Regions from separate parts of the Homo sapiens genome. Here all the other regions are linked to region 1. A link is a contact called in ENCODE Hi-C or POLR2A ChIA-PET data. All regions are on one chromosome and are shown on one strand. Each heading gives the region's core, a stretch centred on a gene start or an enhancer-like site at or near the end of the contact. The rest is flanking DNA. Distances are from core to core; before and after follow the strand shown. Region 1 holds the start of PDGFD (platelet derived growth factor D). Region 2 holds the start of PDGFDDN (PDGFD downstream neighbor). Region 3 overlaps PDGFDDN (PDGFD downstream neighbor). Region 4 has its middle 49 kb from the start of MIR4693.

Region 1 (2,701 bases), core at 182-2,681:
TTACCATATGCCAGACTTTCAGGAGCTGGAAGGCCTGAAAAAGACTGAAAATTTTCTCTTCTAGATCTCATCAGCGGAAAATTGAGAAATCATATAAATTTGGATTTGGATTCAGCTACAAACAAAACAATATGCTAAACATTTTTTCACATCATTCTCACCACAACCATACAAATTAACAATTGCTACTCTTGCAAATAAATAAACTGAGTTTCGAAAGATCAGATGATTTGCTCAAGGGGACAAAGCCAGTGAGCAGCGAGTCTGGACTCATTCCTTTTCCAAATACAGTCCCCTCCCATGGGCAGACAGACACACGATGTAAACCAGAGGCAGCCCCTTTCAACTGCTGAGCTTCCAGACGCAGAGTAGGGAGAATCCCAAAAGCCTCAACGACCCATGCCTCTTCCTATGGACTGTGAAGGCAAGTGAGCACAGTGTTCTGCAACTTCTTCCCCTTGCTCAGTCTGTTCCTGCTCAACCCCACTCTGTCCTGTTGCCCTTTCCTGTGGAAGGGCTGGAGCTAGTGCATATAAAAACGCTCGTGAAGACTTCTTGCCCTTATTGTACACTGCACCACATGGCCCATCACGTCTACAGCCCTGTGTGATAGGTGGTTCATCTTGCTGCACCCTAGAAAAGGCATTTTGGTGTCCAATACTCTCTGGTACCAGGATGCCCTGACTCATCCTGGAGTTCGCGAAAAGTGAAAGCTACGCCATCCCTCCATCAGTCTCGACCTTTTCTCGGGCATTTTTGATAGATGGAGGGACTCAAGAGTAGCTTTCTCTGGGTGATATACTTTTATTTTTATTTTATTCCCTGAAAAGGTACCCTTGACTCACCCAAAGGTCACACTGATGGGAGCTCAAAGAAAAGCTCGGAATTAAGCTCCTTTGTGATTGTATTTTTTCACTATAAACAGTGAAATTTTAACTAAGTAGAGTCTCATTTTGGTTATTGTAAAATAAACACTCCCAACTCCAGTCCCTGTCCCCACATCCCACCACCATCAAGGCGGAGAGCTGTGGCTTGTGGGTGGATGTGCCAGTCACCTCTGAAGAAGTGCTGGGATTCTACCCTCTCCCACTTCCTCCTGGCGAGTTTGTTTCCTGAGCCCTTACAGGTCCAACCAGGAGGGTAAAGCCCAGGGCGGTGGGAAGAGTCCCGGCCGGCGATTAAACTGGGCATGCTCAGTGGCAGAGCAGGTTTAGGCCCGGCCTGGGAAACTGGGGAGCTGAGGTGCTCGCGCCGCCGCTCTGAGCCCGAGTGCGCGCCTCTCAGGGGCCGCGGCCGGGGCTGGAGAACGCTGCTGCTCCGCTCGCCTGCCCCGCTAGATTCGGCGCTGCCCGCCCCCTGCAGCCTGTGCTGCAGCTGCCGGCCACCGGAGGGGGCGAACAAACAAACGTCAACCTGTTGTTTGTCCCGTCACCATTTATCAGCTCAGCACCACAAGGAAGTGCGGCACCCACACGCGCTCGGAAAGTTCAGCATGCAGGAAGTTTGGGGAGAGCTCGGCGATTAGCACAGCGACCCGGGCCAGCGCAGGGCGAGCGCAGGCGGCGAGAGCGCAGGGCGGCGCGGCGTCGGTCCCGGGAGCAGAACCCGGCTTTTTCTTGGAGCGACGCTGTCTCTAGTCGCTGATCCCAAATGCACCGGCTCATCTTTGTCTACACTCTAATCTGCGCAAACTTTTGCAGCTGTCGGGACACTTCTGCAACCCCGCAGAGCGCATCCATCAAAGCTTTGCGCAACGCCAACCTCAGGCGAGATGGTAAGAGACTCATTTTATTTTTTAACTGAAAAAAAAATCATGTTTGCTATTGTTATTGTTCTTTCTATGTTTTTCCCCTTTCTTTTTGAATCTTGAATGTGAACTCGGGCTGAATGCATTGTTTGGGGAGGGAGGTCTCCTGCCTGTATCCAGTCCTGAGAGAGCTCCATTTCCGGAATGGGACTGAGAGGTGTGGGACGCGTGCTGATGGGGATAGGATAAGCCAGGTGGCTCACCTTGCTGCACCCTAGAGAAGTCATTTTGGTGTCCAAGCCTCTGGTACCAGGATGCGGTGCCTCATCCCGGAGTTGGCGAAAGTTGCAAGCTGCGCCGCCCCTTGGTCAGACTCAACCTTTCTTAGGCAATTTTGATAGGTGGAAGGAGTCAAGAGTAGCTTTCCCTGGGTGATAGACGTTTATTTAAATTTTATTTATTTATTTATTTATTTTTACGAGTGAGAGGAGAAATCGTGCGTTTCAATCTAGCAGTTATATCTGGAACAGTGACAATTTACTATTTATTTTCGGGAAATGGCAGTGTGCAGCCTATTGCCCTTTAGGTCCCCTAAGTGACTTTCCTATTGAAGTTCACCCTGACTCAGAAGCTCAGAGTGTAGGAGACCAAGGCTTCTGGGGTTTCATCAGTACCACAGGGGCACCAGGCTTCTGCTGCTAGTTTCCTTGCAGAAGCGGCTTCCAATTATCTACAAGGAGCACAGCTCCTGAAACAGCTGTCCTAAGCAAGGTCCCAAGCCAGCTTGTTTGTTTTCCTTTACTCTAGAGGACACCTGGGTCACTGGTTCCAGAGACCCTAAGCTGAGTTTATTTACTTTCTGGGGCCTCCACCTAAAACTGTAGCTGATGTTCCCAGCAAATTTTAGCTGTTCTGCCATGTACCTGAACTGACCCATAGGCTTTTGGATCTTGT
Region 2 (2,895 bases), core at 378-2,877, 260 kb after region 1:
CTCACTGTTCTGATTTCCTGTTTCTGAACCAAGTAAAATCAGTCCTAGAGGCTATGGTTCTTAATCTATGGAGCTTGCTTTAAGAAGCCAGTTGTCAATTGTGGTAACACAAGTTTGGCCCTGCTGTCCTACTGTTTAATAGAAAACTGTTTTACATTGGTTAATGGTATTTAGAGTAATTTTTTCTCTCTGCCTCCTTTGTGTCTGTTTTAAAGGAGACTAACTCCAGGAGTAGGAAATGATTCATCATCCTCCAAAGCAAGAGGCTTAAGAGAGAAACACCGAAATTCAGATAGCTCAGGGACTGCTAACAGAGAACTACATTTTTCTTATTGCCTTGAAAGTTAAAAGGAAAGCAGATTTCTTCAGTGACTTTGTGGTCCTACTAACTACAACCAGTTTGGGTGACAGGGCTGGTAAAGTCCCAGTGTTAGATGAGTGACCTAAATATACTTAGATTTCTAAGTATGGTGCTCTCAGGTCCAAGTTCAACTATTCTTAAGCAGTGCAATTCTTCCCAGTTATTTGAGATGAAAGATCTCTGCTTATTGAAGATGTACCTTCTAAAACTTTCCTAAAAGTGTCTGATGTTTTTACTCAAGAGGGGAGTGGTAAAATTAAATACTCTATTGTTCAATTCTCTAAAATCCCAGAACACAATCAGAAATAGCTCAGGCAGACACTAATAATTAAGAACGCTCTTCCTCTTCATAACTGCTTTGCAAGTTTCCTGTGAAAACATCAGTTTCCTGTACCAAAGTCAAAATGAACGTTACATCACTCTAACCTGAACAGCTCACAATGTAGCTGTAAATATAAAAAATGAGAGTGTTCTACCCAGTTTTCAATAAACCTTCCAGGCTGCAATAACCAGCAAGGTTTTCAGTTAAAGCCCTATCTGCACTTTTTATTTATTAGCTGAAATGTAAGCAGGCATATTCACTCACTTTTCTTTGCCTTTCCTGAGAGTTTTATTAAAACTTCTCCCTTGGTTACCTGTTATCTTTTGCACTTCTAACATGTAGCCAATAAATCTATTTGATAGCCATCAAAGGAATAAAAAGCTGGCCGTACAAATTACATTTCAAAACAAACCCTAATAAATCCACATTTCCGCATGGCTCATTCACCTGGAATAATGCCTTTTATTGAATATGTTCTTATAGGGCAAAACACTTTCATAAGTAGAGTTTTTTATGTTTTTTGTCATATCGGTAACATGCAGCTTTTTCCTCTCATAGCATTTTCTATAGCGAATGTAATATGCCTCTTATCTTCATGAAAAATAAATATTGCTTTTGAACAAAACTACTCCATTATTTAGTACTCAATTGCAGTTTTAAAAGGTGTACACTGCTAAAAAAGAAAAAAAAAAAGAAAAGAAAACTTCCAGCTGGACGCGGGGGCTCAAGCCTGTAATCCTAGCACTTGGGGAGGCCGAGGGGGTGGATCACACGGAGATCGAGACCATCCTGGTCAACATGGCGAAACCCTGTCTCTACTAAAAATACAAAAATGAGCCAGGTGTGGTGGTGGGCGCCTTTAGTCCCAGCTACTCAGGAGATTGAGGCAGGAGAATCACTTGAACCGGGAGGCAGAGGTTGCAGTAAGCCGAGATCACGCCACTGCACTCCAGCCTGGGCTGCAGAACAAGACTCCTTTCAAAAAAAAAAAAAAGGAAAACTTTTTTTCACAAATGCATCAAACTGTTTGGAATGACAAGATTGAGTGATTTCTGAAGGCTTCATTTTATAATGCCCGAAAGAACAACACTTTGTTCCCCAATTACAGGCTTCTGTTCTGTCTTTGTCCTGCAGCTGCACAGTGGGGCAAGACTTGGGTTTGGTTTTGTTGCTGCTTTGTTGCTTCTTCATTTGACTGTTTCCCCATGAGTCTTATAATGAATTATGTTCTCCTCTGACATTGTTCCTCACCTAAGAAAATCCACAGCTGTCTCTTCCTTGAGGCCTGAAGTCAACAACATTACAACCTCATTTCCCTTTTATCCACCTCCTTTTCCCATCTGGGTGGACACCCCAGCCAACTAGTGATTCAGTGTTATCAGTTCAGACAGACCAGTTTAGGAGCTACACTCCTATATCATTTGCTTTGTAATTTGTGAAGAGGCACATAGCATAAAGAGAGCTCTTCTAGCTGCAATGCACATGCAAGAATTTTTGCTTTTGATTATAGCCTAATCTTTATATCATCCTGCTGGAGACAAAATAGCAGCTGCAGTGTTGAATGAAACTCTGCCATTTTAGTGGTTTTAGGTCATTTGGGGAATGGGAGTAAAGACCTGTATTCTGTGGCAAGAATTAATTTTACCATCAGAAATACTAGCTAGTGTGTGAGCATGGGAGAGGGATGGGGACAGGGTCGAATAATTCTGTGCCTAATAGCTAATTCAAGTAACTGGGGTTTTTAGGTAAAAAGTCATAATAGTAATATATATATGTATATATATGTGAATATATGTGTATATATGTATGTATATATGTTGCATTTTAATACAAAGACATTAAGAATTTTATTTCATTTCCTGAAATGTTCACATGTCCAGTTTTATTCTGAGAATAACTCAACAGATGTCTAAATTGTTGATACTCTCCTAGGTTCCTCATAGAATATTAAATTAAAATTCAATAGATTAGTATTCATGCCTGAAGTCCTAGGAAATATAATTTTGTTTATTGGCAGCCCTAGTCAAACATGCTAGAAGACAGAATATTTATAATTCACTGGTTTTATTGACATTCACTCAAATTCTGTTGTTTTTAAAGATCAAGTTAAAGACTACACAGACCTTCAAAACTTAGCATAGCACAACTGGGATATCTCTCAAATAAAATAGGCATCAACAAGGGATAAGCAACTAACCACTTAATGTAAGAC
Region 3 (2,862 bases), core at 177-2,676, 290 kb after region 1:
TAAGACTTTGTACTCTTCTTCACACCGTGGCTGCCTTCTGGAGTGCTTGTGGCTACCGTTTTAACCCACAGGCTTTTTTTTTTTTTTTTTTTTTTTTAATCAACACTAGTTTTCAGTTAGCTCTGATGATCAGTGCCAGGAAGAACATGGGTCACTGAAATCCAAAAATAATCCCTGAAACATATTTTATGCAATTTCCTGTGTTAAAATCTCCTGCCAGAGCTGTTAAACATAGTCTTGGAGATGAGATGTGTCCAGGTTGACCTCATTTTCCTTCCCTGTCCTTCCTGGGATGGAGACTCAAACCAATGCTCAAATGACCAAGGCTGGGAAACAGGAGGGAAGGCTGAGGGGAAGATGTTGGTGGAAAAAACTTTAATGACATACATGAGGGATTGAATAACTGAGGATTTGGGGGCTCCATTATATAAATTCTTAAAAGTCTAAGAGCAGGAATGAGAGGGATGAAAGGAGAAGGCATGAATGCGTGGCAGGGGCATTTAATTGATCCAGAATGGGATTTTGCACTTTATGTACATTTGATGCATGTTTGGTGAATAGATGACTGATTGATTGGCTGAATGAAGGATTAGAAATTGTTTAAACTCAACTGATCTTTCACACATATAGCATACCTTAACTTAAAGGAACAAGACCTGGAATCTTTATCTCTCAGTCACCCAAAAAGGGGTATCATGAACAGGAACTGTTTGAGGAACCTCTGTCAATTTTTGACAGTCTACCATCTAATCCCTCAGTCCTATTAGCACCTGATATCTCAGTAATCCCATGTTATGTGCAGCCTTTGAGTGAACAAGTAATCTTCTCACCAAGAAAAGGAATCTTAAGTTCAACCAATCTGACTCACTCTCCTACAACTGTGAATGGCATGAGGGTCTCACCACTGGTAGAGGTCAGTAGCAGTGCAACACCCTGTGTGTCCTACATTGTCTTTCTTGAACTGTCTGCTGCCAACTTCCAGAGCATCTTTAGCACATACACTTTCTTGGAGCTTTCAGTCCTTCGGCCAGTTTGCAGCCCTGACCCTGACCAGTCGACCCCCTTGCCATGGCCCTTTCAATGTAGGCAACATGCATCCCAGGCCTCAGGTTGCCTTGCCCGTGAGTGAGCTTGCACTCAACTCCTGTCTGCCCAGCCCCACCAACAGCCTTAGCCAGACCCACCCCAGAGGCTGTCTTCTGCTTGCCTAGTACAGTAGTCCCCACCCTTGGCTTCATCTGTGTTTCCACTTTCCAGGAATTCAGTGCTCAACTGTGTTCTGAAAACATTAAATGGAAAGTTCCAGAAATAATTCATAAATTTTAAATCACATGCTGTTCTGAGAAGTGTGATGAAATCTTGTGCTGTCCTGCTCTGTCCCACCCGGGACATGAATCACTCCTTTTTCCAGCATGTCCACGCTGTACACGCCACCCGCCTTTCGTTGCTTAGGAGCCATCTCAGTTATTAGATCAACTGTCTCAGTATTGCAGTGCTTGTGTTCTAGCCACCCTTATTTTACTTAGATGGGCCCAGAGCACAAATGTCATGTTACTAGCAATTCAGATATGCCAAAGGGAAGCAGTAAAATGCTTCCTTTTTTTGAAAAAGTGAAAGTTCTCAACTTGATAAGAAATAAAAAAATTATAGGTTGTAGTGTTACAATGGCCCCAGGGTACAAAAGTAGTGTTACTAGCAATTCAGATGTGCCAAAGAGAAGCAGTAAAATGCTTCCTTTGTATGAAAAAGTGAAAGTTCTCAACTTGATAAGAGATGAGAAAAAATTATAGGTTGAGGTTGCTAAGATGTATGGTAAGAACAAATCTTCTATTCATGAAATTGGGAAGAAGGAAAAAGAAACTCATGCTAGTTGCTATCCCACCTCAAACTGCAAAAGTTATAGCTACAGTGCATGTTAAGTACTAAATTACCAAGGAAAAGGCATTAAATCTGTGAGTGGAAAACATGAACAGAAACATGTTTGGATTGACAGCAGTCAGGTCTGGTACTACCTTCTGTTTCGGGTATCCACTGGGTGTCTTGGAAAGTATGCCCTGTAGACATGGGGTGACTGCTATACTGGAGTGGCTCAGAGATCTTCTCCAACAAATGAATTGAAACTGTACCTCAAAAGAGGTCTAAATCTCAGCTTAGGGAGGGGGCTTCCCTTCCAAATTTTGTCTTCTTCAGGTACTCTCCCTCAGACCTAGGGTATTCTTTAGAGTTCTTTTTATGTATTTATAGCGTCTCATAGTTACTCCTCTGTTATAGTGAATAATCCTCTATATTAAACTTTTCCTGTATGATTACTGTCTCCTAACTGAAAGTCAACTGATAAAGAATTGGTAGTGGAACTAGTTTCACAAAGATGGGATTCAGAAATTGTCAAGATATTACTTCCAAGATGAAAGAAGAGTTGATTCACTCCATGTCACCTACCATAAAAAAGAGGCATTTTGTTTGGTAGGCCTTCTTGTATTGTTTAGATCATGCACATGGGTTGAAGTGCAGGGCTGAGCTCCTTGACTATGGGGAATAGGATACTAGGAATCCATGGTATAAAGTGATATAGTAACTAATCAAGCTGTAACTTGTGGTTTACTGTGACGAAGAGCCAACTGAAACAAGCACCATAGGATCCAAAGTGGTTGCTGCACTTTACTTTTATGGCTAATGATGACTACAAGGACTATGATTTGAGATTGATTTTTTAAATGCACTTGAGTACTTACAAAAAAGAAAATGACATGCTCAGATTCTTCAACTTTTAGCTTAAGTGACTATCTGAGAACTAGAGAACTTCCGTGACAGCTTTGAAAGGATTTCCTTTTTCTTGTAGCCACAGTGCTAATATTGCTGAAA
Region 4 (2,716 bases), core at 125-2,624, 360 kb after region 1:
GGTGAATTTCAAAAGAGCTCCATAGGCATGTCCACCCCACTGGTTAAGGACCACTGAACCATATTTTTCTCCAGGTTCCCTTTCACCTTTGAAATGCTATTGTTCCTCATAAATTTGTATATAATGTTTGTGGAAGATTAAATAGGCACAGTACATATTAAAATTTGTGAGACTTTTAACTTTTTTTAAATAGAAATTTATCCCAAAGAAATTAGGTAATGCACACAAACATGTGTAGTCCAGAATAATTATTCTTGATTATGAAAGCAAACCATTGAGACAACACCAACAATTAACAATAAGATCTTATTTATGAGATAAATTGTGGTATATCCCTAAAACAAGTTACAATTAGTCAATGAAAATTTAATTTTAAGAGACTAATTAATGATATGGAAAATGTTCATAATATATTTGTAAAATAAAAGCAAATTAAAAAATATATGCAAGTGTGGTTGTATATGGTTATAAGTGTGTGAAAATTTATGCTGAATGAAAGATGCTAGACACAAAAGAGTATACATGGTGTGACTCCACTTATGTAAAACTCTAAAAATGACAAATCCAATCTATAGTGGAAAAAAGAACAGTGGTTGCCTGAAACAAAGTAGACATTAGAACTGGACACAAGGCAACTTTTCGAAGTGATGGGAATGCTTTTTATTTTGGTCCTGATGGTGGTTACATGGGCATATAATTTGAAAACTTAAAGTGGGTACATTGTATGGTCTGAAAATTATTCTTCAATTAAAAATATATTTTCTTTCAACTATGTAAAAATGAATATCTAGAAAATTTTTTTGTATAAATACCTAAATTCTAAGCTGCTAAAACAAGTAAACTACTGAAACAAAATGAGGTGAACACTATTCCTTCCATTTTTTACAACTATATGTGCCTGTGCTTTTAAAAAAATACTGGACATATGTAAATATAAATACAAATGGTGGTTATTATGTTTGATGGTGGAATTAGAATTTTTATTATACTTTTCTATGGCTTTTTTTCAAAATTTCTAAAATGAACATGTTATAATTTTTACTAGAAGAAAATAATCATTTTTAAATGTCTGTTTAGAAGATGTTAAGCTGAACACAAAAGCACTGGAAGAACAGATGAACCAAGAGTTTCATTGTTAAGTTATTCTTATCTCTAATAAAATGTGACCTTTATTAAAAAGAAAAAAAAAAACCAGCAGCAGCAATAACAACGTGGGCGAAAAGTGACCGGGTGGGAATGTGCACTGGAGTTATTGAGGGAGCCAAATACACATTCAAAGCTCGTGGGCATGTGGGAATGTCTGTTTCCTTTCATTGAGATGGGCGGAATCTTGGCCAGTTGTAGCAGAATCTCTGGCCTATTTTTGTTCAAGAACTAAGGCCTGTTGCCTTCCCCAGCTGGCGCCCCCCTGTTGTCAGCCCACTGTACTCCAACGTTTCCTGGGTCTGTACAGAGCACAGGTCTGTACATCTCATAGCACAGGTCTGTAAATCCTACACCACAGCCAACTGTTCACAGTGCCCTGGGCAATGGGGAAAAAAAGAAAAGAAAAGAAACACCAGCACTAACCAAGGGACATGCCAGAGATAAAGGAAATGACACAGGCAGTTGCTCTGGAATAAATAAGCAGAGGGGAAAAATGTGGCTGGGAACCTCAACAAGGATGCAGGAGAGGAAGTAAACAAGCAAACAAAGCTCAAGGCTGAGATGTCCTGGAACAAAAGCCCAGCACCTAGGGGAGGATAAAAATCTCACCAGGACCACAGGAAATAGAGAACTTCCTTGGTAGAATCAACTTGACAAATATCCTACAGAGCCATCGATTGTGAAGTCCTGGTCAGCTCTCTGGGTCTGTTCGCTCCTGAAGAATGGGGTGGCTTAAATCCAGGTGGCTGCTTAACAGGATAAACTCAGAAGTGTCCAGACCTAGATGCCAAGTCTAGCACTCCCAGTTGTGATGTAGGGGGTACAATTCTCATAGAATACAAAGAAAGGTGTCCCCCTGGGGTGGCATACATGCTAAGGGTCACTTCCTAAACCTCATCCATAAAATGAGGTTAATCATACCTGCCTCAGATTCTGTAGTACAGGTCAATGACATGATTATGGATTACCCAGTTTCTCCGGGGCCCACTAACTTCTCGTCTAATTGAGATTGCAGTAATAGTTTTGTTGTCTTTTTCCCCTTCCTGTTAGGCTTTGTTAGGAGAATACTCAAGTCTGCTTACACTTAAATTTTTGGAGATTTTTCTAATGACTTAACGCTTTAGAATTTTATTTACTCTTCCCTCCTTTCCTAGAATCCAGACACGGCCTCATCAGATAAGACTAGAAACAGCTCCAGGTCAAAGACAACTCCTCTGTAGTTAGAATTATCACTTCCCTTCAGCCCCGATACTTGATTATCAGATCAAAACTCTGGTGTCCGACTCATCTTTCCTTAGAAGGAGTTCTTGGCTAAGAAACTTCTCAGCCTCTCATGTAAATGGGTTTCTGTTGGACACAAATTTTGGCTATAGGTGCAAGTTTGTTGAACAGTGCCTGCCTATTTCATACTAAGCTCTCAGGAAAAGGAAAAGTAGATCTCACTGTCCACTTGGAAATGATGGTCATGTGAATGAAAGACCAGGGTGAATGCTCTCTTCCCACAGACCAATCATCTTTTCAGATGTTTGAACCTACAAGGATCCTGAGAGATTTTAAGGGATGAGGGACT

What was found. Hi-C counts contacts between places; a loop is a spot of excess contacts on that map. ChIA-PET counts read pairs that join two places held with the same protein, here RNA polymerase II (POLR2A). Pooled maps may share reads with other maps.
Region 2: a map of OCI-LY7 shows a loop between it and region 1 (4-fold over the local background). The contact joins the promoter of PDGFDDN here to the promoter of PDGFD in region 1. A Hi-C loop is called at or near these places in 2 of 168 maps with a recorded cell type or tissue (OCI-LY7 and endothelial cell of umbilical vein), 1 of 37 single-sample maps with no recorded cell type and 4 of 50 pooled maps. POLR2A ChIA-PET finds 5 or more read pairs at or near these places in 1 of 52 experiments (OCI-LY7).
Region 3: a map of Ramos shows a loop between it and region 1 (2.2-fold over the local background). The contact joins the enhancer-like site here to the promoter of PDGFD in region 1. A Hi-C loop is called at or near these places in 4 of 168 maps with a recorded cell type or tissue (Caco-2, OCI-LY7, Ramos and 1 more), 3 of 37 single-sample maps with no recorded cell type and 9 of 50 pooled maps. POLR2A ChIA-PET finds 5 or more read pairs at or near these places in 1 of 52 experiments (OCI-LY7).
Region 4: a loop to region 1 is called in a map of heart right ventricle, with 2.5 times the contacts of the local background. The contact joins the enhancer-like site here to the promoter of PDGFD in region 1. A Hi-C loop is called at or near these places in 4 of 168 maps with a recorded cell type or tissue (astrocyte of the cerebellum, cardiac septum, endothelial cell of umbilical vein and 1 more) and 4 of 50 pooled maps. POLR2A ChIA-PET finds 5 or more read pairs at or near these places in 1 of 52 experiments (A673).

Annotation. Positions count from the first base shown.
Region 1 is chr11:104,162,877-104,165,577 of GRCh38, reverse strand. It overlaps PDGFD (platelet derived growth factor D), which reads left to right and starts at 1,431. Exons shown (of 7, transcript NM_025208.5): 1 at 1,431-1,774. The coding sequence starts at 1,651.
Region 2 is chr11:103,905,602-103,908,496 of GRCh38, reverse strand. It overlaps PDGFDDN (PDGFD downstream neighbor), which reads left to right and starts at 1,627. Exons shown (of 4, transcript XR_947960.3): 1 at 1,627-2,895. PDGFD (platelet derived growth factor D) reads left to right here. Exons shown (of 7, transcript NM_025208.5): 7 at 1-1,308.
Region 3 is chr11:103,869,480-103,872,341 of GRCh38, reverse strand. The region is part of intron 3 of PDGFDDN (PDGFD downstream neighbor); the gene reads left to right. Among named protein-coding and RNA genes, the nearest start is that of MIR4693, 21 kb to the right of the region's middle. Within about 2 kb of position 1,426, at least 5 of the 41 ENCODE cell types and tissues checked have a DNase peak (open chromatin) inside an H3K27ac peak, as active enhancers do.
Region 4 is chr11:103,799,574-103,802,289 of GRCh38, reverse strand. No RefSeq gene overlaps it. Among named protein-coding and RNA genes, the nearest start is that of MIR4693, 49 kb to the left of the region's middle. Within about 2 kb of position 1,374, at least 5 of the 41 ENCODE cell types and tissues checked have a DNase peak (open chromatin) inside an H3K27ac peak, as active enhancers do; they include heart right ventricle, where a contact is called at or near this core.